2 separate regions of the Mus musculus genome follow, and region 2 is linked to region 1. The links are chromatin loops, found by intact Hi-C in ENCODE. Cell type or tissue: left cerebral cortex. All regions are shown on one strand. Links, peaks and the distances in the headings refer to the core of each region. The heading gives the core; the rest is flanking DNA.

What was found. A loop is a pair of places that touch in the nucleus more often than their neighbours do. Peaks named below come from ENCODE experiments on the same cell type or tissue, not always from the same donor. Only the 100,000 strongest peaks of a DNase experiment are listed, where the experiment ranks them.
Region 2: it touches region 1 in a loop (3-fold over the local background); 10 of 42 quality-filtered maps call a loop at or near these places.

Annotation. Positions count from the first base shown.
Region 1 is chr14:12,525,490-12,537,108 of GRCm38, reverse strand. It overlaps Cadps (Ca2+-dependent secretion activator), which reads left to right. Exons shown (of 31, transcript NM_001042617.1): 9 at 722-788; 10 at 8,528-8,636. Among named protein-coding and RNA genes, the nearest start is that of Fezf2, 190 kb to the right of the region's middle. In left cerebral cortex, for the core only: CTCF peaks have their summits at 5,759 (motif pointing right) and 6,650 (motif pointing right); DNase peaks (open chromatin) are centred at 2,458, 5,770, 6,670 and 9,457.
Region 2 is chr14:12,398,890-12,410,508 of GRCm38, reverse strand. The region is part of intron 29 of Cadps (Ca2+-dependent secretion activator); the gene reads left to right. Among named protein-coding and RNA genes, the nearest start is that of Fezf2, 59 kb to the right of the region's middle. In left cerebral cortex, for the core only: no CTCF peak of the experiment used is centred there; DNase peaks (open chromatin) are centred at 2,447, 3,664 and 5,586; H3K27ac peaks cover 1,028 bases.

The DNA.
Region 1 (11,619 bases), core at 1,927-9,926:
TCTGCCACAGTGACCTAGGGCTCACCAAGCCTCCGGTGATCTGGCAGCCACTCTGCCTCAGTTGTGCTCCAGCCACCGTCTCTTCCTCACGTACTGTCTTGCTCCCTTTCTATGTGCAACATCTTCTCTACCTGCAGCAAGTGTGCACATCTTAGATAGGACCTTTGCCTAAGTACCCTGCCCAACGGCTTCCTAACCTTATTTAGGAGAAACTTATGGGCTGATTTGACCTTTTAGAAAACCCTGTGGCTTCTGTGTAATGTCTGGAGCAGAGGCCAAGACTAAGGAGAGCAGATAGAGGTTCCATCATGGTCCAAGATGTTAGTCTTTGCCCCATAGACTAAGCCTGCCACAAATGTATTCATAAAATGAGTAATTTCATTTCAGTGTTCCACACAAGCATGGATTATTATGTATTTTAGTGTGTTCTGTGTAATGAGTATATCAAACCCATGTTATAAAGTTTCTTTCAAAATGATTTGATTCATGATGTCATAGACAATTGAAAGAAAATAGCAATTGTATCATAGGCTGTGTCAATGTGGGACGAGCTGTGAATGTTGAGAGGAGAAAGTCTAGAGCCTGGGGCGTCCCCTCACACTATCTGGGTGTGTTGCAGCCTCTTGGTAGATGAGGGCTAGGTTTCCTGGGGAGTATGGTAAAGTGCATCAGGCATATTAGTCAGGCACTAATGCAGCCCTGGTCTTCCTTTTCCCTGCAGGTACTTATGGACCATTGGTAAGAATGTGTGGAAGAGGTGGAAGAAGAGGTTCTTTGTGTTGGTGCAGGTAACTTTTCAACTCTGTCATCAGTCTCAAGAGCTATCTGTATTACAGATTCGGCAGTATGAATGCATGCTTTTGATCTGAGGTACGGCATATGGAGGCCACGAAGCCTGAGCATTGAGTTCCATGCTGCTTTCCAGATTATAAACTCACAGAACCACACAGAGGTCTCTTCCTCCCATACCTGTAAAACCTTCCCTTTGCAATGGACTTCTGGGTTTCAACAGTTAGACTATTGCTGACAGTACCACAAAAAAAAAAAAAAAAAAAAATCCGTAGATACACAGATGTATACACAGAAGTAGAGTCAAACACAGAGACCAATAATGTGTTGCTAATGTTTAAAATAATATCTTCACTCTCCTAGATGCATCTAAAAATTTCCCTACAGACTTATAATAAATGTCCTCAAAACACTTCTCCAACCCCTTTTGCTGTTGGTTTGAGCTTCAACTTTTTTCAGTTGGCCATTAAATTTGCCTTAACTCTATCTGACACACAGTCTCCACCAGGGCACAGAAGCCATAACTCAATCTTCAAAATGTTCACTGCAGTGCTCTCTGAAATACATCTCAAAGTGAGGCACCTTGTAATCGTGCTTCCTGAGCTATTTCACCTCTCTTTGGAGCCATGCCTGCACTGACTCTCACTGTGTGGCAGCTCCCGCTTGGTTCTAAGTAACTGCAGGAGTTTCTGGCAACACTTGTCAAGCCTACAACTATATTCAAGTATACCCTTGATGCTTTTTCACTGCTTTGGGGCTAAATTCATTCCAATCCATCCTAAGGTGCTTCTGTGTTGCCCACACCACACTCACACCTTCCAAGTGTCCACAAATGCCTTCAACAACTGCGGGAAGATAAAGGAAGAGAGGAACCATTCCTGGCAATGACACGTGGTTCTGAGGAAGTCAGATCACGGGGTCTAGGCAGTAGTTGATGACATCTTCCCAGCAGAGTAAGCAAACATTCTCTTGGCAGGACATGGGGTCCCTCTGCATTCTGAGCACCCAAGAGTTCTTCACTCAACACGTAGCTTTTCTCTGAGAATGAGTGTGAAGATGAAAATGAAAGGATGTTTAGAAGCAGCTGATCTCAGGCTAAGAGAATATTCCTTCAGCAAAGTGCTTGACATTCAAGCATTTGATTCCTAGAACTAATATAAAAATTAATTAAAATAATTGACACTGCTATAAATCCCAGTGTCAAGGAAGCAGAGATGGGAAGTTCTCTGGGGCTCACTGGATAGCCAGTCTGAATGAATTATCCCTTTTCAGTTTCTATAAAGGACCTTATGTCCAAAACTAAAGTGGAGAATAATGGCTTCCAGGTTCACGTGTGAACATAGTACACATCTGTTCACATGTGTGTGCACACACACGTATACACACTCATACAAGTAGCTGGCCTCTCTCTTTAGAAAAAGAAGCTTTAGGGAAAGAAACTGGGTGGGCAGGGAAGGGGGAGATTTGGAAAAAATGTAAGAGAAACTGTCTCTGCATGCTGTGTACTGAACCCAAAAGAAGAGAATGGCTTTTTCTGGGCTGTGCAACTGGAACACAGATGTTTTGGGGCCTTCACACACAGACTTCCTTTAAGAGGAGATGAGAATCACACCATAGCTTTAAAAAAGAAAGCTGTATACTGACTTTGGAAAAAAACATAAAAGGGCACAGGCTGTCTGAGGCTCTGTGGCATTCCTAGAGAGCAGGAGAGATGCATTGCAGGATGCCAAGAGGCTTCTCATGATTAAGAGGTGCTGCCTGCCTTTTTTGGTAGCACACCCACACACTAATCAAGCCTCTGGCTCATTGAGATCAGACCTTTCATCCCTTACCAGTCTAACCTCTGAAGGTGACATGTCAGCTCCTTTATCACAGTGATGGGGAAGCCAGCACTAAGCCTCTAGTGTACTGCCTTGGTCTCATGGCATTGACCATAGACTGCCTGTTCCTATTGTTCATGGAACCAAGGATCAAAGGAATTAACTGGGTAATTATATGCAAACAGCACACCAAGGCCTCCTCAGCCCTGGTCCCTGAAATCCCTATGCATGCCCTATAAGTTTAGCTGTAGCCTATAACCCAGAAATGACAGGGGTCTTTGACATCCTAGGTCAGGGAGTTCCTTGGGACTCACTGTCAGTCTGTGGGAGCATGGCAAAGACTACATGTGCCTTCATCACTATGACTGACCACACTGAGCTCTATTCAGTAGTCAGAATCCCTGACCTGGGTATACGAATGCAGAGTCAAAGGGAAATGTGTGCCCATTCCAGATAATAAAGTCTCATCTCTTCTCCATTCATGTCTTAAAGTTGATTTTCTTGGAGGTGGGAGGATAGCTCAGTTGGTATAGTCAAACTCTAACATGCACGAGGCTTTGGAGTCTCTCCCCCAACACATCATGAACAAACTACTCTAACGGATTCCTGGGAGGTGGGGGCAGAAGGATCAGAAGTTAAGGGTCAGTCTTGGCTAAGCAGCAAGTTCAAGGCCAACCTTGAACCTCGTGAACCTGTCTGAAAAAGTGTATTGTTATTCTCCAATATGAAAACTATTTCAACTTTTAAAAGGGAGGTGTTTGGTTTCCCACTTCTTCAAAGTATTTCAGCCCAATGTCAGCACTGCTAAATTGTATTTTAAATGTCCCCTAAAATGCTAATAATAGCATATTTCTATGGTTCTGTGAAGTTCACAAAGTGCTTGAGAAATTGGTCTTTGCAGATATCTATACTACAGTGAATATAGATTTTCTCCAAATTTAACATTAGGGAAAACTGAGGCTCAGTGTGCTTATGTGACCTGTTCAAAGACAGAGCATGATGGAGCTAGAGAGGTTGTCCAGTGGTCTTGAGAAGACCCAGGTTTCATTCCCAGAAACCATCTGGTGGTTCACACCCAGTTGTAACTTCAGCTCCAGGGAACTGATACTCTCTTCTGGCCTCTACAACCATGTGGTTCACGGACATACACATAAATAAAATTAATTTAAAAATTAAAGATGGTGACTGATGAGCAGCTAACTATGAAGTTCAGCACAGGTCTTCAGGCTGCATCTGTCTCATCCAACTGAGCACCTAGGTGGGTCTGATACGCAGAGAAGTTTATGCACACAAAAGTTCCTAGGATTCATCTACTTTTCATTCATGAAGTGTATGTTCCCTAAACCCACACTCTCTGTTTCTGGTTTCCTACAGGCATCATGACTGAAATTTCTCATTATTCCAGCTTTCAGAACAGATACTAAAGCTGAATAGGATAAATAGCATTCATAGATAAAATGACTTGTCAAGCAGTATTTTAACAACCCATCCAGATTCACTGTTATTTAAAAAATGAGTTGTAAGACATGTAAGTGGTAAGAATGTTTCCACACAGTTCTGAAGGATGTACATAGAGTTACATTCTGATTACAAATGACAGGAAACAGCCAAACTGGCTCTCTAGTGATTACCCTCTTCATTGTCTGTTTTTGTTTGCTTGTTTGTTTGTTTGATTGATTGATCAAATAGTTTTTGGGTTTTTTTAAGAGGCTCTGTATCTCTGTATCTCTGTATCCTCTCTCTCTGTCTCTCTGTCTCTCTCTGTCTCTCTCTGTCTCTCTCTCTCTCTCTCTCTCTCTCTCTCTCCATACACACAGGCTCTTACTGAATATATGCACACACACACACACACACACACACACACATATAGTCTGCCTTTTAACTGGTGGTCTTCTTGCTTCTGCCTCTCAAGTGTTGAGATTAAGGTTGTATAACACCACACCCAATACCGTGATTTGTTTTGCTTTGTCTTATACCTTTGCTTTCAATTATGGGGATCAGACAAGCGTCCTGTACCTAAGCTTGTACTATCATGCTCTACTGATGAGCACTCAGACTTCAGCCCTCTCAACTAAGGCTCTGATTCACTCGTCTGATTTCAAAGAACTTACCTATTTGGACTTTTCCCTGACCCAATACACACAGAGATGTTGGTAACTGCTGCCCTCTCCATTATAAGCCCCTTTCTAGAGAGGCCCATTGGACTTGCAAACTTTATATGCCCCAGTACAGGGGAATACCAGGGCCAAAAAGGGGGAGTGGGTGGGCAGGGGAGTGGGGGTGGGTGGATATGGGGGACTTTTGGTATAGCATTGGAAATGTAAATGAGTTAAATACCTAATAAAAATGGAAAAAAAAAGTAATAACATAAAAAAAAAATAAGCCCCTTTCTATTTTAAAAACGGCAGAAAATGAGCTAAAGTAGCAAAAGTCTGGTCACCTGTAAAATCAAACTTTGATCAAAGCCTAGGGAATCCCAGGAGCCAATCCTCACTTCTACCCAGAGGGCCACTGCTTGGCATAAACCAGGATGCTGCAAGCCCTGTGCCCATCACTCGTGACTATTAAACCTCTACTCTGCATTGCTTGTACTCTCTGACTTCAAAAATCACCTCTCAGGCTCTGGAGCACGTGGAGAACACGTGCCTAAAGTGTGCAAGAACTTGAGTCCAGTCCCAAAACTTGTCAAAATGAACACATTGGCAGTTTAGGGGGAAACCTGCATTTCACTGGGAATAGCTTTCTATTAATAAGATGTGACAGCTTTAAAAATGGAAAGTTCCCAAATCTCTGTCAGCTCCTTGGTGACCTCCAAGCATTCTGGGAAAACTAAGATGCATCTATAACTCAGGATAATACTCCAAGGATACTCTCCCCTCTTCTGAATCCTAAAGTAAATTGTCAGATCTTAAAGAAAAAACACTCCCAGTGAGCCAACTCAGGTTTGTCTAGTTTGTGTTGTTGTTGTTATTGTTGTTGTTGTTGTTGTTGTTGTTGTTGCTGCTGCTGCTGCTGTTGCTGTTGCTTTGGTTTGGGGGCTTGGGGGTGGGGTGGGGAGGTGGGAGTTGTTTTATTTTATTTTGTTTCTTTTTTTAACCAAGTCACACAGCCTCAGCCTGCAGGGCATGTCATCAGTAATTCCAGAAGAGGGCAGCAGCAGACAGCACTGCAGAGAGGAAGCCACTAAAACAGGGAAGAAAAAAGTGAAGGGCTCAGTAGTAGTAGAAGCATGCCTCTCAGTATCACATGCTTTGGCTGTTGTATTTATGTGGACCTCAAGTGCATATTGGCGCCTTTCTGGCTGACCTCACTGACAAACTCTACCCTGTCTGCTGTTGCCAGGTGAAAGAACTAATCCAAATCACCAGAGTAGAGATCTAGCAGTGTCTCCTGTCATTGTTTTGTGGTGAGGGCATCATGGAGGATTTTTTTTGTGGGTAGGATCAGCCACAGGTTGGAATGGCCTGGTACTATATGTGGAGAGACACTGTAAATCATGGAGAAGGGTGTCATGGATTAAACATATGTCCCCCATGTGTCAGACTCATTTAACAAATGCCTATTGCTTGTGAAACTGTAAATAGAACAAAAGTACTCCTTCAAAGGACTGGTCACCTACAGGGAAGTCCTCTTTGAGCTGAATGATGGAGCCAGATGCACAGGGACTACTTAGTTACGCACACCAATAGAGTGATTGCTGTATGGGCCTCTCACATGATGTGGGTACCTCAGTAACTACCCAGTAACAAGCTGATGCACAGGGATGAGGGGAGAGGAGGAGGAAGGGAGCACAACACAGACGAGAACTTTGAGGTTGGAAGATGACAGTTTACTGGACCTGGCCAGGAACCCAGCTTCTATGACCACTCCCATTTGCACTCCGACATCCATTGTAGGAGAAGGGGAAGTCTTGGGTGCTCTGCTTGTTATAAGAAACTAGATGGTGTTCTCTTATCAAAGTTCTCCTTCTGGTCTAGCCTGTGAGACAGTGCATTCTTCAGAATCCCAAACTGGGCAGGAAAATTCTCATGAGAAACCAACAGAGGGCAGCAGCAGACAAACCAGCCACGTGAATGCGCTCTTGCCTCTTACTCTGAACCTTCAGGACGCGGGACAGCGAAACCTATTGTAGAGCCTGAAAGCACCAGTTTCTCGTACTTGCCCTTAAAAAGAGACCAGTCTCACTGTGGAGGAGACTACAGCTGTCCCTGGCTGGGTTCAAAGTCTTAGAATTGTCTCTTTCAATAAAGGAAAGTAAGGGGTGAAGGATGTGGCAGTCCTTCACCGAGGCATTTGACATACGTGGATGACGGTAAATGTGCCTGTGAGCTTGGCTGGAAGCTGGGGGTAGGCCTGTTTTGCTACAGGCTCCTTGCCAATAGGCCAGATGTAGAAAAGGGAAGCATCGTCGCCAGTTCTGCATACACAGTGACAACAGGGTCCTGAAGGCAGGCCTGCAGCTTGGAGCACCACCCTGCACTGCCATGGAATGCCAATATCAGTAAAGTGAGGGCTGCCATGTAGGGCACCAGTGACAACGGCCATGCCATCGGGGCTTGGGGCTGCCTGGCTATGACTGGCACCTAGCAGTCGAGTGCTCATTGCTTGTGACAGCATGTCACTGTGGCACTTGTCTAAGATGGAGGGGGGACTCTACCAAGTCACTGCAAGTGCCCCCTCAATAGCAGCAAGTAGCCAGAAAACAAAACGAGAAGCTCAACACTGACAAAAGCAGCGCTTGTTGTATGTGAATGCAAGGTTGGGGGGGGGCATAGCTTTGTGTGAATTCAAGTGTATGAGAGGAGACCATATCTTTGTGTGAGTTCAAGTACAGCTTGTTATATGTGAATGTGGGGGGGGGGGATATAGCTTTGTGTGAGTTCAAGTGCATAAATGCCACAGAGCAGGTTAAAACCCAACCTTGGGCGTCAGTCTTTGATTACCACCATGTTTGGAGGCAGGATCTTTTGTTGCTCTTCACTGTGTATGGAAGTTTGGCCAGCCTGTGGGCTTCTGGGCATCTCCCATCTCTGCTTCTCTTCTCTCCATGGGGCATGGTGATTGCAGATTTGCACTACCCATTTTGGCTTTATGTGAGTTCTAGGGAAGTGAACACGGGTCCTCGTGCTTGCTTAGTGTCTTACCCACCAAGTCATCTTCCAAGCCTTTTAAACAACTGCAAAGAAAAGAATTTTTGTTCTCTAACTGCTGGCCAAGATTATATTGGGTAACACGTGTAGAACTGTTGCCATTCAGTCAGCCTTGTATCACAAAAGTGTGGCAATGTGTGTGTTTAACCCAGTTGGTGTTAAGAACAGCAATGTGGGCTGAGCTAGTGCACAGTGTAACCCCAGAACCCACAATATTGGGGAGGAGAATCAGAAAATCAAGGCCAACCTGAGACATAAGGAGACCTGTCTCAAAATAGTAGATAGGAGGCTGGAGAGACAGCCCAGAAACCACATCAAAAGGGACTTGCTGGCCAGCCAGCGCAGCTGTGATTTACAGGCTGATGAGAAGCACTGTCTCAAACAACAGGGTGGATGAACGTCACCTGAAACTAACCTCTAGCCTTCAAACACAGGTTCACATTCATGTAAATATACCCTCACCTCTGCCACATGCACAGGTTTACATGGGCACCCACATGAAATGCATACACTAGACAAAAATACAAGTCAAACAACCATAAAGATAGAAACAGCTGACTGTTCCTAATCACCTACTAACTGACAGGGACAAATTCTTACTTCCATTCTGCACATGAACCCACTCTAACCTCATGGGCCACTGTCAGATACTATATCCAGTGTGAATGAGACCATGGAGCAACTGGGGCTTCAGTTAAATGTAGATGGTTTCCAAGGGGGCATGAGTCTTGGTGGGACAGTCTCACAGTCTGATTTTCTGTCCTGCAGGTCAGCCAGTACACTTTTGCCATGTGCAGCTATCGAGAAAAGAAGGCAGAGCCTCAGGAACTCCTACAGCTGGACGGCTACACCGTGGATTACACCGACCCTCAGCCAGGTACCCACCTCTGCCTTGGCCACGCACTGACAAAAGACAAGCTCGTGTTAGCAAGATGGTTTATGCTAGGCAATAACCTGTTACACCAGAGAGTCTCTGGTTCAAAGCCAAAAAGAAAACACATACTTTGTCATTTATGCACCTGGGACATCAATGATGTACTCTACAATACGCTGCTGAGGATATCCATAAGAAAGAATATATACTTGTATACCTACCAGGGAACTGCATTTGTATGGGACTATGGTGTGTGTGTGTGTGTGTGTGTGTGTGTGTGTGTGTGTGTGTGTGTGTGTATACATATGGAGTTGCATGTGGAGACCACAAGTTGGAATCAGGTGTATTCCATTGCTCTCATAATTGAACCAGGAGCTCAGTGATTGGCTAGGCTGGAGTGATGACTATCAAATGCCAAAGTCTCTGCCCCCTCCAGCAGTAGACTGACAGGTATAAGCCCGACTGTTATATGGGTGCTGGAAATGAGACCCTCGCTCTTTCGTGGTAAGCACTTTACCAGCAGAGGCAACTCTTCAGCCTCTAAGCCATGACTTCAGCCTCAGTGTGTGTCATTGTTTTGGTGTCCAAGAGAAGCTGCCTCCCAGCACGCTTGTCCCCTAGACAGAGTCCAAAACTACACAAGGTTAGCTGGTGGAACTAGAGAAAGAAACTTGTGCTACCCTATCCACTGTATTCCTTACAAGATGCCTCTCTCTGAATTGAAACGTTGATGCGCCTGGGCTTAAGTAGCGAAGAGCGCCTTGCAAGTGGTGGTATTTCTTGTAAGTTCTACATTGCATACATTCTACATCCTGCCCCCTCACACCTCTCCCCATACCCATTTTATTTTTTCCCCAGAAAACTGAATAGAAATCAGTTTCAAAGAACCTTCAGAATGGGTGGGGGGTGCGAAATCATTTCAGCATATTAATGAACAACGAGCACCAGCAGCCCTCTCCCGGAGTTCATTTTTATGCCAAATCTGCACTAGGCTTTTCCAACCACACTGCATCATTTGGCCCAAAACCTTTTTTTCAACTCCCATATTGCTCTTCCACGTGCAACAAAATACACAGGAGGGAGGGGGGAAGCAGAATTTGAGAGAAGATGGGGCATTATAGGGTATTAACCCAAAAAGGTACGACAAAGAAGACCTGGTCCCTGCCTTCCTAGGGTCATCTGTCCTCCCTAAATCCTGGCCCTGAGGGGATTCAAGCAAGTCAGACTCTTTCCAATTTCTGTTTGTAACTACATCCTGCCAGAGTACCCACTGTACGGCACTGAGTTCGTGAGATCTGAATTCAAATTTTGCCCAGAAGTTTTCCTAATGAACAGGAAGGAGTTCAAAATGAACATTCTATGCAACATGTCAGAATGACAGGATTCTGCACTAAAAGCCAGCAATTGGGACACTGTGAGGTGGTTTGTATTTCTCTCAAGTTTCTTTTTTCTCACTTAGGGTTTCTTTTTACAAAGGAAAACAGTTGTACCTAAGATGTATATCTTAGAGACAGAGGCCAGAAGATCAATATGACAAAATAAACCAAGGCCATTCTATACCTGGGATTCCTGCTGAGCCAATGCCCTCTCCCTCTTTTGTATGCCCACCAATGCTATTGTATGTCAGGAACTCCTGCCAAGTCAGTGCCAACTCTCTCTCTTCTGTGTGATTACACTGGACCCTTGTCACAATCCCACAAGCAAGCGGGATCAGAAATGTCATTCTGTTTTTTCAAATTAAGAAACAGATTGGAGAGGTCTCAGGCTATCTGTCAATGGAATAAGACCCTGGGACCAACCCATGTCACCCTCTTGCACTTGTCACTGAACAATCACAGCAAAGCTACCCATGGACTTTACAGATTAAATCAGGGTTTCCATGGCAGGAAGATGGAGGCAGGGAGTTCTATTCCACATACAGGAATAACACCTGAATATTCTCATTTTAAAGTTTATGCTTATTTTCACCTTCTGTTTATGAGTGATTTGCCTGCATGTATGTTAAGTATAGCACATGCTGTAGTACTCACAGAGGTAAGAAGAGGGTTTCAGATCCCCTGGAACTAGGGTTAGATGTGGTTGTGATTTGCTGTGCTGAGCACTTAGTGCTGAGAACTGAACCTAGGTCCTCTACAAGAGCATCAAGAGCTTTTAACCACCGAGCCAGTGTTCCGTCTCTGCATTTATATTCTTAAAGCTTGATTTATTATTTCCACGTTGATCTGATGAGATTTAATTTCTTCCTGAGAATTGTAAATAAAAAGTTAATTGACTGTGGTCTTGAAGGTAACAAGCAGTTGCTTCTCTCTGACTTTTCCTGTCCCATTTATTTCCCAAGTGACTTTTAATTGAAAATGGATATTTAATATTTTCTATTGTCCTAACTCAGATTCTTTTTTCTTTCTTGTGATCTTGGAGATGGACACTAGGGTCTTATATGGCAAACATTCAGCCACTGAGTTAATGCCCCAGCCTCTAAGCTCTGCATTTGATTGTTAAAAATTTCTGGTTCTTACTAAGGAGCCAGAAAGAGGTGGGGGCAAAATTTTCATACTCTCCTAAGCATTGGGTGGAGCGCCTGTATACTATGCACTTGCCCAACTTTATCTATGGAGGTGTAAACAAATTAATAACAACATAGTCATGTCTTCAGAGATCAGGGGATGCTCTTGGACAGTGAGTCTATTAGTCAAAAAAGACAAAAGAGTCTGTCTTCACTGTCCTCCTCTTAATCTTATGCAGGCTTTATAAAGTTGGTGGGCTCAGCACCATCATAGCCTATTTTTTTTTTTTTTTTTTTTTTTTTTTACCTTAAGGAAAGGTGTAACTGGATGCAAGGCTTAAGGCAGTGGGGAGTACCTCTCACGTGAGACTGTCCTTGGTGTCTACTGATTGCAGCAAGGTGGCACATCTCCAAGGTTTGTGTGAGCATAGGCACATGATCTGTTGACTCACTCTTCATCTTGTCTCCTTGATGCTCACTGAG
Region 2 (11,619 bases), core at 1,210-9,209, 130 kb after region 1:
TGTTTTTGTCCCGTAGCTAAATGAGCTCATTGTTGGCACCGCTCTCTGATTCTGAATTTCTATGCTTTGTCTTCCAGCTCATTGACTTTCCTGGTGTGCTCAAAAGGCTTCTTTCTGTCTCCTCTTCTCTTCTCTTCTCTTCTCTTCTCTTCTCTTCTCTTCTCTTCTCTTCTCTTCTCTTCTCTTCTCTTCTCTCCTCTCCTCTGTTCCATGCCCTATACCCCTCTCTCCCTGTCGCACCTTCCTTTGATAAAACCCCTCTTACTTTTTAATTCCCACTTGTCCTCTCTCAGATGAAAATGGAACTTATCTCTCATGTCAAATGTTTTATCACATTATATCAAGTGGCATGAATTAGAATCAAATAATCTTCCTGTGTACATCTTCTAGCATGGCCCACATCCACCGAGAATGCCTCATACATGCATAAAACTCACCAGTGGGGCCTCCCCTCATACATGCAAAAAGTTCACCAGTGGGGCCTCCCCCTCTCTGCATGCGTGCCTCTAGCAAAGGCCTGAGCCCAGTTAGTCTGGGGGAACTGTTGCCCATCCAATAGGCATTGAAAACAGCTGCAGCAGCACCCTCAGGTCTATGCCTAGACGTGTAGACTCTGCCCATCTCCACTGAATCCAAGTCCAAACTACAAATTTTCAAGAAGCTTGTGGGTGGCTCTTTTCAATGCCTAGGTTGCCTTGGTTTTCTGTTTTTCTTTGATGGTATCTTCTGGTATTCAGCTTTATGGTGTGTGTGTGTGTGTGTGTGTGTGTGTGTGTGTGTGTGTGTGTATTCCTCTATGAATTTGTGTGCAAATAACCTATGATCCCTGAAACTTTAAAACATCTAGTACAGAATCTGAAGCTTACTCTCTGATTTAGCCTGGCTCTTCACTGACAAATGATCCACCTTTCTACTACTTTTTTAAAAGTATAAATACAAGGAGGAATTTTTGTTTGAAGGTATTCCTGCCGAAGGCTGTGAGGCAAATGGTCTTTTGAGTGGCTCTTTGTATGGGAATTGCAATCAAATCTTCACTTGGAAGTTAAAAGGGAGCCTTATCTGGCACAGATGGGGAAAATGGACTTCCTAACTAGGAGAACACAAGCACATTCCAGCCCTCTGGGCTTTAGTGTGAACCGATAATTAAAAGAAATATTCCTAATATACTTTGCAGAAGCAAGTTCTGTTTTGGGGTGTTTGTGGTGGGGAGGTAGTGGTTTTCAAAAATTCACAAGTAGTAATAGTCCACTGAGCCAGCATCTATGGCAGCAGTAAATCTCTGAGAAACCACACACACGCACACATTACACATACAGAGTTTAATTTCAGATTGCCCCAATTTTCTTTTCCCAATACAATCTTTACTCTCCTCCTCTGAGTGGATGATTTTGCCACTCTAACCATGATAACTCTTCTATGCATTTCACCCTAACCTTATATAGAGAAAAAAAAATCACTCTTTTAAAAGCTTATTCAGACTTGAATTTCTTGGCCATTTACTTCCTTATTCTCCAAATAACCAGGTCCCCTAATTTACGGATTCTATCGGTGCTAAGCAACCTAACTGTGATACAAAAAAAAAAAAAAAAAGTTATTGAATCTGTCATGGATTTAAAACATTTGTCATTTAAAAACCCAGAGCTTCTCCAAAGCTTCATTACCATGCAGCTTCGGTAATTTAATTCAGTACTTACTGTTTTTCTATAATCTAGCGGCAAATCATCAGATTACCAACATGTTTGATTATTTTCGGCTTCTGTTTCCTCAAGCATGGTGTTTACTCCTTTGCATACATGCTCTGTTAAACTCTTGTGTCCAGTGAGATGAACTGGTAACGGGAATATCGAAGCAAAAGGGGTCTCATGAAAGCTGCCAGTCCACAGTTCTTATTACAGTGAACTAACGCTCTCTACCCCGCTCTCTAATGATAGGGTCCTGGGATGGCTTCCTAAACAATTGGCAGAAAACTATTGAGAAATACTTGTTGATCTGAGATATTTCTCTTCCAAATTGTTGCATTTTGATAAATGGCAGAAATGAATAATAGCAAATTAGCATTTTGAATGATGAAAAAATATAGATCTCTGAGATTGTTTGCGGTTTGGGGGTTGTTGGTTCTGACTGCCGTGTCTCTCCGGTTCTCTTCCTGCTGGCATCTGTCACTTGAGAAGCATGTTCTGAGACTCCTTGTTGTGTGTTTCCGTGTTTCCAGTCTTAGCTTTGTTTACCTGATAAATCCCCTGAGATCTTGTTCTTTGGTATCTTTTTCCACCCTCCCTATTACTTTGTGCACCCTTGCAGGAAGGCTGGATGGCTTTTGATATATGTTTGTGAGAAAAATTTGGAATTCTAGCTGGTCATGTATTGGCTTGTTTGATGTTGTAACAAGGTTGCTTGCCGGTGATTTCTGAGCTGGGCTTGTTCTTTTTTTCTCCTCTGCTTCATCGCTGTATTTTGGCTGGGAGCGGGGGTTTGTGGGAGATTGTCAGAGCAGCAGTGCGGGCTCTGTGTGTGATGCTCTGAATTGTGTATTTACTTTATTATATAACTTAAGAGCAGACTTTCCACATTAATCTCTACCATTTTAAAAAATCAAGCATTCTGTAGGATTTTGGAGAAATGCATTTAGATATAGTACTGCCTAAACAGATTTTTTTTCCAGTGAAAGTTTCCCTGTTTAGTAACATAGTTGCTTTATATATTCTTTCTATAAAGTACCAACATTATATATTCAATAATATATCTTTAAGACTGACTTCATCAATTTAAAATAATAGTCTGATGAAGACGAATCCCAGGACCATTCCCCATGGTACTTTTAGATGCCAAACAAACATTCTTATCTGCTTTTTTTATTTTTCAGGGAAAAAGAATGAAGCACAATTATACTGTTTTCACTTGCTGAAAAATAAGATTTTAATATTTAGACACAAAATATTCAGACATTTAAATGAAGTGAATATCATAATAAGTGTAGCAGTGGATTAAAATCATTTCAGAGGAGCTAAATTTTTAGAGGAAAATTGCATTAGTCTAAGATTCGAGAGGAAGCTTTGCCTCCTTGTCAATTATCGATGCTTTATAAAGAAAATAAAAAGCAGAGATCACAATAAGCTTTGTGTTCTGAAAGTAGCAGCTAAGGGAGGATGCTCAGGCTGGAGTAATAGCTTGCCTTTCCTCCGCCTTTGGTGATTAGTTCAGCATCTCCCTCAAAACAAAACAAAACAAAACAAAACAAAGGCGAGAGAGAGAGAGAGAGAGAGAGAGAGAGAGAGAGAGAGAGAAAGGAAGAAAGGGAGAAAGGAAGAAAGAAAGGAAGAAAGAAAGAGAGAGAAGGAAGGAAGAGAAGGAAGGAAGGGAGAGAGAGAGAAAGAAAGAAAGGTGCTTTCTGAAATTAGACATCAGATCAAGAGAAGCACCTAAGATTTCAAGGTCTAAGCAAAAATTAATTTATTTTCTTTCCTCCTTGTACTTCTTGAAGATACAGACTGAGAAGAAAATCGGGATTAAAAGAGATGTGCTTAGGGTGAATTCATCTGCTTAAACCTCGCAGGCTCAAAGATGAATGATTAAAAAGCCATCTCAAACTTGGCCGGAGTCCACGCTGCTGGTAATGCCGCATCCGCTCCAGCTTTCTCCTGCCGGCCCCGTGTCACTGTGAACCAGACCCAGGAACATTTGACTAGAGATGATACATGGATTATCTAGGTCAATTATACACTTAATCTGCCTTCTGGAGGATTAAGCATTTACAGATAGACTCTGCATTTGGCTTCTCCCTGGCAGTTATCAGATCAGGAAAAGGCCCCTTATCACACAGCCTTGTGCGAGCTTAATCAGGCAGTGTGGACAGATTCAGGGGCTCTGCCGCCTGGCATTCTCCGCCTTGCACAGATTCCCATTTGCTGTTCCATTTTCAAATCGAGTATTTGTTCACTTTACGTGGCAGCACAATAATTGGGTGTGAATATTTTCCTCTAAAACGGTAATTTGAAACATGAACCCTCTGCCTATTAAAATATGCTTCCTGGCTTTATATACGAATCTACTGATGACCTTGTTTTAATAGCCGTATTAAATTATAAGGGCCTGGTGCGTGAATGTATGTCAATCAAAATAGGAACCACGCCGCTGCAGGAAGTAAGGACTGAAGATGGGATCCAAGGAGAACGTTGTGTTACTAAATCTGTAAGGTAGGCCACCAACTTCCAGGTGAGGGAGCTGCTCTGAAAGCAGGCAGCAGGGAAAGGTGAGCAGGTCTCCAGGACAGAGTGTGCCATCCTAAACCCTGGGAGCCTGAGTTCTCTCTGCTTTAGCAGTAGCCGCCTTGAATACCCAGTATCTGGACTTCCAATGTGATGATGACAGGCACTGCTCCTAGACCATCAGATCAGATCTGCATGACATTAGAGGTTTTTAATCTCTTGGAGCCTTGGCTGATTCATCTAGGTAACAGGGATGATAATAAGAGGACCTTCCTCGGGGCATTTCGGGCATTTCGTTGTTAGGAGAGTGAGATGTCACCGCCAGGCGCAGCATCGGCAACTAAGGACTCATCCGGTAAGTGTTAGCTACCTCCCTCCTTATTCTCATCTTAACACTGGAACGAAAGCCCTTTCAAGACTGGTTTGTCTTGCTAAATGAAACTCCATACCTGTTCTGAGGACTGTGAGCACCTCTCTGGTGCTTAAGGTGGTAACCTCAAGCTTGCTTATATTCCTCCTTGTTTGGTAGCCTGGTTTTCTCTTACTTTTGCTAAAACATATTTCAGAAGCAGCCAGAGCAGTGTTAAGAATGATAGTTAGAATTAAGCCAGAATGGAATAGAAGCCTCTAGTTGCTTCTCTAAGCTCAGCCTAGTCTGTCAGGTCCCCTTACCCTCAACCCCTATTCCCACCCCAAACTCCACCCTTTGCCCCCACCCCCACCCCTGGGTAAACAAACAGACTTGTAATAGTTTAAAATTCAACTTCTGGTGGATGCCAGCCTTTGAACTAGAGCCTTGTACGCATTGGGCAAGTGCCCTACCGCTGAGTTGCATCCCCAACCTGGAGCAAACTTTATCATTGTGTCGGGAGCACCATCTGGCAAATCTTGTTCACTCAGGTGATTCAGAAATGAGCTGGCATCAAGCCCTGACAAACCTGTGGCCAATTAGAAAAACAGAACTCGGCCTCCAGGAAGGTTGTTTTAACAGGGACCTGAGAAAGAGGGGTAATAGATAACTCCTAATTGTTAGAACTAATTGTTAGAATACACGATGTGTATACTGTAAACATTTTGGAAACACAGCCAAGCAAAACTAAGAACATTGAGATGTCATGTTCCCAAAACCCAAGAATGGTGAACTGGATATTTATTCTTTTAATTTTTTCCTAATTAGATTCATTGTGTGTGTTTTTCCAAAAGAAGTAAGCAAGAATTGCTGTTTCAGTTGACAGTCTCTGAGTTCCATGCCAATAAGTGTTCACCTAATATGCTGTCTGTATTCAGACCTTCCCACTTGTCCCCTAATACTCTTTGTAAGAAGTTTGTGAGAACCAGGGTCCCATGCCAAGCAACATGTGTGGGCAAGGGTGTGATGTCACATACATTTCCTCTCAGCTAGCACTGGCCCTCTTTCCACGCTCCTGACTTGGTAGAGGGACCACCGTGCCAATTGCTTTGCAGACTCGAGGGGTTTATTACCATCTAAACATAGAACTCATTTGTTGAGAAGAAAAAAATCAAGCTGAATTCAACCAAGTAGTTCTTTTAAGCATAATTAGTAACTTAGCAGAAACCAGGTTTTTTTAAAAGCTGTTCTCTGCATATAAGGAGAATCTCTGAAGCTAGTTTTCAAAGTGGGGGTGCAGGGTAGGCAAACTGAAAGAGAACTGCAAAGGCCACCTTCCAAGTCAGCCAGGTAAGGAGAACAGGGCTGTTTTATGGGACACATACTTACACCTGGCCTGGATGAATGAATCTGTGCGGAGGGGATCAGCATGTGTATGTGCACATGTGTAGAGACCACGGGTCAGTATTTGATATCTTCCACAATGGCTCACCTCTTACTCTTTAAGATGTGGTCTCTGCTGACCCTGCAGCTCTCCAGCTCAGCCAGACTGTTAGCCAGTGAGCCTTGAGCCTCCGTTATCCTCACCCCTTTTCCCTCCCCACTATTGGAATCACACAAATCAGTAACAGCATACGTAGCCTTTTCATGTGGCTTCTGGGGTTGAGCTCACTTGCATAATAGCAAGCATGTGAGTCCCCTTCCTGCCCTGTGTTCCGGTATTTCTTAAGTTATTGTGACTGCTTGACTGAAGCATGGGCTTGGCAAATTTGACATACATGTGCACATATATACCATTAGGAAGACTTCTGAGTTAATTCTCAGGTTGTTGCTGATGTTATCAACCTAAAATGAAGTGTCTGTGTCAGTCTGATGCTGTACTTTTTTATACTTTCAGATCATATTTAAATTGAACTGTAACCTTATCGCTTCCATCTCTAGGGGACTATATATGTACAAACTGGAAAGTCGACTAACCGCCCAGTCAAGGAAGGGTACACAGTTGATTCTTTCACTACTTGGGGCTTTGAGCCCCAAAATAAATTCTGGTATTAAAATTTTGATCTGAGACAGGACTTAGAAGAGACAGAAAGGATACAGGAGTAGGCAGAGGAGAAGGAATGAGAAGAGAGTTTTTATACATGCCTCTCTCCTTAGGAATTAATTTTTCCTGTTACACAGAGACATACAACAGGTAAATGTGTGACTATGCATGTAATATGTGCTATACAAAAAACAGAACGTGACATATGCATTCTATCTTTAAAGGAAATGAGTTATAATTGCTTAAAAAGAATACTAACTACACATATTTAAATTATAAACCAATCCAGCTCATCTTCAAATTATCTACCCTCCCAGCCACCCAAAGACTCAGTGGCTTGGAGCTTACCTCCCGTTATGGACTTGTGCTTTGCACAGATTTGGTTGTATTCACTTCCCTTCTTGCCATGTGTGTAGTCTGGGCCAGGTCTTTAGCCAATGGAATAAGCTTCTGCTGGTAGATTTTTTTTTTAAGATGATAGAAGTAAGCTTTACTAAGATGGGGGTGAAAGGAGAAGATTGGAGGATGTTTTGATGCCTCTAGTTTCCTGTTGCAATTAATTGCTATGCAAATATAAGTCACCTCTTACTCTGGGACCTCCACAATAGACAATAACATAAAATAATAGTTATTAATTCCTTTGAAATTGGAATCTTAGCTATAGAAAGTTATTTATTTTTTGTTCTGGGGATGGTGCCCAGAGCCTTGTATGTGTGAGGCAAGTACTTTACCACTACCTACAGCCCAGCCTCACAGGCACATTTCTATCCCACCTGGACATGGGCATTCTTTTCTCTGTGCTGGGTGGCTTGAGGTTTAAGCAGGCTTGGACAAAGAAAAGATAGGAGACCATTTCTAGATTCAGATTAATTATATAAAATGGGAGATCTCTCTTCAAGGGGAATTGAGTGGTTTTTTTTTTCCTTGCTAGCACACTGACAGATTTACACTGCAGTAACATATCTTGAAATAGGTTTTCTAGGTCCAGCTACTTCCTTCCAAGGCTATCCATCCATTTAAATAAATCTTGCTTACTCTAGGGCAAATAAATCTTCTATAAAACCAACCTTTCTTTTTCTCTGGAGCCCGTGTGCTACCAAGGGTTTAACTGATTGTCTTTATGAGAACAGCTTTCTCTATTCCAGGAGACATTTGGTAAAGACAGTTAATTTGTTTTCTTTTCCAGAGGAGAATGTTCTATTAATCATCCTAAGAAGTTAGAATGATTTCTCTGTTACATTAGGGTCACAGTATCCGTGTTAACCTGACCTGCACAATACTTTTGAGTCTTAGAAAAGGTTTCTCTAATTTTCTTATGGCAGACTAGTGCCATGGAAGCTGGAAGTTACATTCCTAAGCATGTTACTCATGCACAACTGTGCATGTACATACACACACACACACACACACACACACACACACACACATGTTCATACACATGCACACACAAACACATGGAATATCCAAGGTACATTCTGTGGAACAAATATCATCACATTCTGTTAGAGTAGATAAGATATACTGTTAATATTTCTCATTGATTAACCAGTAAACTATTTCTGTCTCTGCTCCATAAAGGCTAAGGCTACTTTTTCAAGGTTTCAACTACTAGGCCCTAAGCCAGAGTTTTTACTCAAAGCTTGCTGCATTTTGTTATTCTTTGGGGTTTTGGGGTGGGGCGGGTTGTTTGGTGTTACCCTAGCAGAAACTTACATAGACCAGGCTGGCCTCTAAGTTGCAGCAATTCTTCTGTCTCTGCCACAGATATGAACCACCATACCACTCTCTAATTTTGTCCTTAATGATAGGTTATAAAATATTATCTCCAAGTTCCTGGCACTCCGACTATAGTCAGTGGTCCCCAGCATATCATCAATGAGATATTGTAGAAGCTGCATGGTATTAGCCTTAGACTTAGCTGCACTCAACCAGGATCCTCTGGCATTTCAAATATAAACCAAAGTTCAAAAGATACTAAGCAAACCCAGTGATTTCCAAACTTACTTGGAAGAAGTAAAACTAATATCAGTGATAGAATACTCAACTAGCATGCATGAATCTTACATACACATTAAGAAATAATTTTTAAAAAAGAACAAATGGGGGCTAGAGAGATGTCTCAGAGGTTAAAAGCACTGACTGCTCTTCCAGAGGTCCTGAGTTCAATTCCCAGCAACTACATGGTGGCTCACAACCATCTGTAATGGGATCCAATACCGTCTTCTGCTATGAGTGAAGACAGCTACAGTGTACTCACATACACAAATAAATAGATCTTAAAAAAAAAAACCAACGTAACTGCAGTTCAGTTTAAGCACCATTAGGACACACTCACACACAATACACATACTCACATGCACATACACACATACACATATGTATGTACAAATGCACACACACGCATACATACATACTCACATACATACACACGTACACACAGCTTTTAAACCAATATTTACCATTATTGCATGTATTGGCTCTGATATGTTCCATTCCACCTTTCAAAAATATTGATGATAACAAAATTTCACTTGAACAGGTTACATTCTTCAGTTTCTAAGACATTATTTAGAATGAAGTTTCTCATACTTGATCATATTGACATTTTGAGCTATGTAATTCTTTGTTGTGGGAACTATTCTATATTTTAAAGGATGAAGTCACATTGGTGATTTCTGCTTGAGATGCTAGCAGCAATCGCCATCCCCCAAACTGTGAAAACAAATGTCTCCAGGTAGGACTACATTTCCACCGGCAGGGCAAAATAAATCACTACTGTTTGTGAGCCACTGATCTGGAAGGAAAGAGGTCATACAGGATAACCTCTTAGAGGAAGGTCAACCTTCCCTCTGCATCCCCACGATCTCACATGAGTTTACGAGGATGCTTTGGTGATGACAACAATGATGAGCTGATTTCTCATCAGAATCCTTACTCACCAAGCCCATTGTCCACCAGAAGTTATTTCAACTGTCCGTGCTGTGCTACAAGAAACACTCCACTTGAGGGACTTAGAGCCATGCTAGGGAGAGCTTGTGAGAGAGTTTGGACTCTGTGTTCCTTCTCTCGCTTGCTTCCTCTAGAATAGTCTTGTCAGTAGCCAGGAGAAGTCACTGAGGAAGTATGTTAAGTCGCCAAAATGCTTTTACCCAATGGTTTCTCTTTCCATTTTGAAGTTATATAGGGACCTTGTCTAGGAAAGGAAAGGGAAAGAAAGAAAAGAAAAGAAAAATGGCCGGGCAGTGGCACGCACCTTTAATGCCAGCACTCAGGGGGATGAGGCAGGTGGATCTCTTTGAGTTCAAGACCAGCATGGTCTACAGAATGAGTTCCAGGGTAGCCAGGGCTACACAGTAAAATCCTATCTCAAAAGAAAAAATTAAAAACAAACAAAAATGGCTATTTCTATCAGGTAGCATTCTGGACATTTTCCCATGCCTAAAACTCCAAAAAGAAGTTTCAACTCACATTCTTCATTCACACCAAATTCCCAGTTCAGACGAGAATGCTTCTTGGCCAACTGTTCTGCTAAACCCCTGCCAAGTTGACTCAGAGTCCAGTTAGTGGAATCTGCGGGTTCACCCACAGCAGGAAGATTCCCATGTCAATCTCCTTCAAGGGCGGTGTCGCTCGCCATCTTGATTTGCCTTGCCTGCCTTTGGCAGAAGTTTTACTGTGACTATGCTTGGACTAAAGCCAGTCATGCCAACAAAATTGTAGGTCTGATCCAAGACAGGGTTATTATTAATTACCAAATGTATGTGCCAACCATGAAAGAGAAAGACCCCTCTCATTAACTTCATACAGACAAAAAAAAAATTAAATAGGATCTCATATAGCTCAGACTGGCTTTGAATTCATCATGAAGCTGATGATGACCTTAAACACAGCTTCCATCTCTTGACAAGCACCCAACCAACTGAATACATCTCATCTCCAAAAACCCATTGAAAAAAAAAAAAGAACAAATAATATGTAAAATCAGCAAAGTCAAAAACCTGTGAGATGGCTCAACTGATAAAGGTAACTGTTGCCTGAGTCCAATCCTCACATCTCACATAGCAGAAGGAGAAACACACACACAGACACACACATTGTGTCAAGTTCACATGCATGAACACACCTGCACACAATAAATGGAAGATCATCAAAGTTAAACTCATGTATTGTTTTCTATTGAAATTCTCTAAATCTCCCTTTAGGGAAATCTCCCTTCTTTAGGTTGAGAAAATATATCTTTGACCTAGGAAGTCATTCTGAGATGGAGAAATTCTTGCTCTTAAAGGCATCTTCTTTTGGGAAGTCTAAATAAGCATTTTCTTATGGTATGAGTTAGTTCTTCAGAGACATTTTCTCCTATCTCACCTTGGAGTTTGGGAATGTAATGATTTGGTATGGCCAGAAGTTATAGGTCAAAGATGCAACTAAACATCTGTGTTACCTACAGCCCAGCTTCACCCCACAATACAAAGTTACCCTGTAAAGTCCACAGTGCAGAGACTGAAAAATAAAATAAAATAAAATAAAATAAAAGCCTGCTCTAAATTATGCCTCCACTCACACAAATCCTTTGTCTTAATAATGTGGGCTGTTGAAGTTTTGAGTTCATATAAATCATTACCATTGCCCCTGGCCATTTCATCACCGAAGGACTTTATCTAAAGACTCTGCCCCTGAAGAATGCTCTACTTGGCAGATAGCTCACACACTCGTCTCCAAAGTCCTTTTGACAAGCTTCATCATAAACCATCTTTCTAGAGACAAAAAATAAATGGCTAAGAATCATTAGCACCTAACCTTCTCAGCTTAAATTTAGTACTCACCCATGTGCAGTTCCCATAGAGCACTGAGGGTTACTCAGAAACTCCCTGGTTCCAGGCTCACTGCCTCTCCCATCCATTACCTCTGGAAGGAGCTAGTCCCGTTTTATCACAAACACACTGAGAGCACAAGTTTTACAGTTAGACAGCCCAAAGTTCAGTTCTGGTCCTTCCCCAGGCTCATTTCCTTTTCTGTAAAAG